2 separate regions of the Homo sapiens genome follow, and region 2 is linked to region 1. Evidence: chromatin loops called from intact Hi-C (ENCODE). Cell type or tissue: endothelial cell of umbilical vein. All regions are shown on one strand.

Region 1 (2,500 bases):
TAGCACCAGTGATTGATTTAGGAAAAACAAAATACTGATGATTACTTTTAGGCTAAAGCCTGCTGACACTTCTGTCTTAAAGATACTGAAAGAGTAGTTGTATTTGTTAAGTCTGGACGTGAGGTAAACATGGACTTTAGAATTGAATTGAGACTAGTATCATTTAACGCCAGCTGGCAGGCTGCTTATCAAGCTTATAATTTGGTAGCCAGAGGTAAACGGAACTTGAGCCACTGACCAAAGAGAGCCCTGGAATGGTTTTCCTCTGTGTTTTCCTAATAGATGATATCTCTGGTTAACTAATAGATACTAATTTCTATAGCCATTGTCTTAATTTGTAGTTGATTTTCTAACTTTCCCCCCAAGACAAAACATTTCAGGTTTTAGTCTTAGTTTTAAATTAGTGTCTTTTTGGCTACTTGCTTTTGGAAGGTGGGATTTTTTCTTGCTTGAAGGATTTGTTAGATGGTAATTAAATGTAGTTTTGCAAATACGTTTTTAAATATAAATGTTTTCCTGTTAAGGAAGTATCTTAATTGATATTAAGATGAAGTAACACTAAGTAAGTCATTTCATCCACTTTTTAGCAGTGCGATTGTATAGTCAAATCCTGCAAGTAGGAATTATTAAAGGTTGGGGGTCTTCCCACCATGTCATGTGCATGTGCTAGTGTGTGTGTAGATTGAAGTATTGTGAGTAAGAGATTGATTTCTGGGTTTTTGTTAAAACAACAGAAAATACATACTTGTAAACTACAAGTTGTATATCTTGTAAATGTTTCTGAACCTATACTTAACATCATACTATTATATTTTTGTTATTAACATGCAGATACCTCAGCATTAGAACGTCTCAAACCAAATTCTTCCTTTCCTTCCTTCCCTTCTCCATGTAGCAAACTATAAACGACTTTGTGTTATGCTTTTTGGTAATTGATTTTAATAAGGATGCCACATATCTTAATTTTGATAATTGATGTTAATAAGGATGCCACATATCTAAGATAAAATATCTTAAGTCCTCACTGCCTTAAAGGAGCATGGGTGTACAGAATCTTAACTGCCCTGTTTCCATGCTTTACTCATTCCTCTAGACCATCCCCCACACTTCTGCTAGGATGCCCTATGCTTCCTTGTTTAAATCCTTCACCTACTTTCCATGCTTAGCATTGTTTAAACCTTGGAATTAGGCTCTCTTACTTCCTCGCCCACTATTACCATATGCATCCTGCAAATCTACAATCTATTGAAACTGAAATAGCTGCAGTTTCTGGAATATATTTGCTATCATACCTTTTTTCCTTTCTGCTTAAGCTATTTCACAGCTTGTTTTATCTTTCTGACTGGCCTGTGAAGTGTTCCAGGCTAGAGAACTGAGTTAACTTCTATTGTGTTATGATATGAGCATTCCATTTCAGTTTGTGCCTTCCATATGTTTGGTGCTACATATGTTTGTGTTGTAGTGAAAGAATTACAAAACTATGAGCATGGATAGAATGAATGAGTTCAGCGAGTTTTCATATACATGGATGGTGATGGTGGTTTTAGAGGTTACTTTGGAAAGCTGTAACTTCTGGTTTTAAAAAGATGTGTTGATTTACTTTGTATTATAAAGTCTTTCCTTTAAAAATGCAGCTGATGGCTACTTGGTGGGAGCTGACTGCCCTCAAACGATTGTCTTTTGTTTTATCTTGGTCTTACTGAAGGCCAGAGAAAAATTTTAGCAGAGGCCATATTGTGCCTACCTTTTTAACAACTCTTTGATAAGACCTGTTGAATTGTATTTCACTTAAGCTAATCTTTCCGGGCTGTGAACTTCTGGGTGTTATTAAAGCAGTTTAATTACTCATTTATGAGTCTTCGGTATCCCTTGCAGTGGCCATAGAAGTATGCTGAATTTATCTGAATATATTGTATTTGATCCTAGTTTTAATTTTAAATGTGTAAGAAAAGTGACCTAGGTGTAGATTTAGTTGAAAGTGTATTTTAAACACCAAACAATTCTACGTTTCATACTCTTATATGACTCTGGGATGTCTGGACTTTTGGTTTGGATTTTCAAAGAAAACAATTTTCCCCATTTTTTAATTCCACTAGTTATCGTGCTTGAGTTTTATAGACCAAATAAGATCTCCCGTCAATTTGGGGAGTAGTTTAAAACTCTTGATTTGCCCTAGCTCACTTTAATGAAAGTAAATAGGAACTTTCAAAAACATGGTTTTACAGACAGGAATTGATCTGATCCCCTCCAAACTTGAGGTGGGCGGGAAGTAGGTATATAGTGTATGAGGACAATAATTGAATAAAGTAAGTTTGCATTAACTTAAATGTCATCTAGATTTGGGCTGGCTTTTAAAATCAAGTAGCTTTGTACTCTGATCAGTAGATATTAAAGAGATGAGGTTCATATTATGACCTTGATGTACTAAAAATCAGGTACTGTCATGGAATTAGAGTAAAAACTAAATAAAAATCAAGCACTAAATACAGGATTCATTTTA
Region 2 (2,500 bases), 520 kb after region 1:
GAAAAGATAAGTGCTTGTTCTAGCATAAATTAAAAGGTCCAAGGGAATTTAATCTGGAAGAGAACATATGCCAATTTTTAAACTATGACAGCTTTTTTTTTTCTCTTTCCATTCAAATAGTCCTGGTTCATTCCCAGAAGGGCACAAAATGAATGAATAAATAAATAAATGAATAAAGACAAAAGCCAAGGTGTATGCTCTCAAGTTCCAAAGATGTTATCAAAAGCTGAAATCATTTGTTTGGTCATTCAGCAAGCTAATTGAGTCTCTGTTATATACCAAGCACTGGGGATACCATGGCGAAAAACAACTTTGTTCCTTCCTCCTAGAACTTACATTTTAATGGAAATAGACAAAACACATCTTCTTAACGGATGGTGACCTATAACCATTAATGTTGAAAATGGAAGAGACTTGCTTCCAAAAGATTAAAAGGAGTTGTTCTTTTCTCCTTCAGAAAAATACCAGATCATTTCCTAAAATCTCCAGTCCCAAGTATTACATCGTGGTTTCCCTCCCCGACTTTTTATTTTATTTTATTCTATTTTTTTGAGATGGAGTCTCACTCTGTCGCCAAGGCTGGAGTGCAGTGGTGTGATCTCGGCTCACTGCAACCTCCGCCTCCTGGGTTCAGGAGATTCTCCTCTGTCAGCGTCCCAAGTAGCTGGAATTACAGCCATGCGGCACCATTCCCGGCTAATTTTTGTATTTTTGGTAGAGATGGGTTTTCACCATGTTGGCCAGGCTGGTCTCAAACTCCTGATTTCAAGCGATCCACCCACCTCGACTTCCCAAAGTGCTGGGATTACAGCGTGAGCTACCTGGCCCCTCCCCAAATTTTAACATCAGATCTCAACATATTTGTTGAGAACTTGTTTAGATCATCACTATCGAGTAAATTTATGTCAGTTCTTTAGAGCATTTGCTTCACACACAGTTCAACCATTTAACCAGAAATTAAAATATCACCCTTTTCAGCCCTCCCATGAAGAATTTCTAGGTCATAAACATGAATAATACTCAGTATATGTATAATATCATATTTAATTGTTGCAACTTTTCTTGGCGTGTTTAAATCCTCATGTCTTTGAGGGATCCCACCACAGGTGAAGGAAGTAAAGACCACTTCTCCCCCAGTCTCTGCTTTCTGCAGTGCTCACTCATATCCTGGCATTTAGCATGGTGTGTTGAAATTAGGTTTACTTCTTGTCTCTCCAAGTGGCTCCTCTCTTAAAAGACAGAAACTAGGGTTTAGTCATCATTTGTGCTTCCTGCTAGAAACCCACAGCCTTGAATAATGGCTTCCTGCCTCCTTGAGTCACTTTAATATCCCTGGTGCATAGGACCTGGCATGCGTCAGGCTGCTCGGGAAATGTGGGAACTGGACACCCAGAACACTGCTGTGCTGGGGCTATTTGGGGCCTGCTGTCAGGCAGAAAGACGTTTTGAATTGGGCTTTCTGCCCTTGTTGAGTTTTCTCTTAAGTAAAGTCCAAAGTCCAAGGGGCAGATGGCCAGATGCACTGCCCAGTAAGGCAGGAAGCCAAAGAGGCAGTGCCCAGCCCCACAAAGGCTGCCCGACTCCCTGGGACAGTAGTGTGGAGTCCCAGCCCAGGCTGACCTCACACCGGAGCTTCCTAGCTTCCTTTCTTTGCTCAATGCAGGGCTTCTTGCACCCCCTGGAAAGCTAAGAGATTTTTTTCAACCCTAAAAGAGAGTACCTTTCACTGCATTGGATGGATGAACATCAGTGCCCTAACTTTATCCATCATGTAGGTCAGGGAGGACTGGGCACTATTTGGCAGGATGTACTCCAGAATATAATCAAAGAATTTTCTGTACATATTTCACTAAAGACAAGTTTTTGGGCTGGATGTGGTAGCTTACACCTATAATCCCAGCACTTTGGGAGGCTGAGGTGAGAGGGTCACTTGAGCCCAGGAGTTCTAGACAAGCCTGGGAAACATAGCAAGATCTCATCCTTACAAAAAATAATAATGGTGTGTGCCTGCAGTCCTAGCTACTTGGGTGGTTGAGGCAGGAGGATTGTTTGAGCGAGGGAAGTTGAGGCTGCAGTGAACTATGATTTTACCACTGCACTCCAGCTTGGGCAACAAAATGAGACCCTGTCTCAAAAAAAAAAAAAAAGTTTTCTAGAATAAGCAGGATGATTGTTTAATTTGAAGATGGAACAGGAAACTAGAGTGCATTTAAAATACTCTGTCTTCATTTTAACATGTTGAATGGAATAACTGCATATCACCATGAGTTTGTTTTGCTTTTCATACAGACTTGTATGTGTCATTTGAGTGGTTTCCAGATTGGAGCGAGGTTATTCTGATCTAAATGAACAGCATTTTTTTCCTTAGCCTCTGTTTGCCACTCTGGGTATCTCTCCTATGGGCAAAGCCATTAGAAATGCATAAAACCTCGAGACATGGTTTTTGGCAAAAACTCCATGACTTTAAACTAGCTCTTTTACTACTGACCTTTCACAGAGA

The links. Peaks named below come from ENCODE experiments on the same cell type or tissue, not always from the same donor. Only the 100,000 strongest peaks of a DNase experiment are listed, where the experiment ranks them.
Region 2: a loop joins it to region 1, with 35 times the contacts of the local background. A loop is called at or near these places in 5 of 110 quality-filtered maps.

What each region holds. Positions count from the first base shown.
Region 1 is chr1:185,313,244-185,315,743 of GRCh38, reverse strand. All of the region lies in intron 1 of IVNS1ABP (influenza virus NS1A binding protein), which reads left to right. Among named protein-coding and RNA genes, the nearest start is that of IVNS1ABP, 2.7 kb to the left of the region's middle. In endothelial cell of umbilical vein, no CTCF peak of the experiment used is centred here; no DNase peak of the experiment used is centred here; H3K4me3 peaks cover 966 bases; H3K27ac peaks cover 26 bases.
Region 2 is chr1:184,791,607-184,794,106 of GRCh38, reverse strand. It overlaps NIBAN1 (niban apoptosis regulator 1), which reads left to right. Exons shown (of 14, transcript NM_052966.4): 14 at 1-2,500. Among named protein-coding and RNA genes, the nearest start is that of EDEM3, 38 kb to the right of the region's middle. In endothelial cell of umbilical vein, no CTCF peak of the experiment used is centred here; a DNase peak (open chromatin) is centred at 1,316; H3K27ac peaks cover 2,023 bases.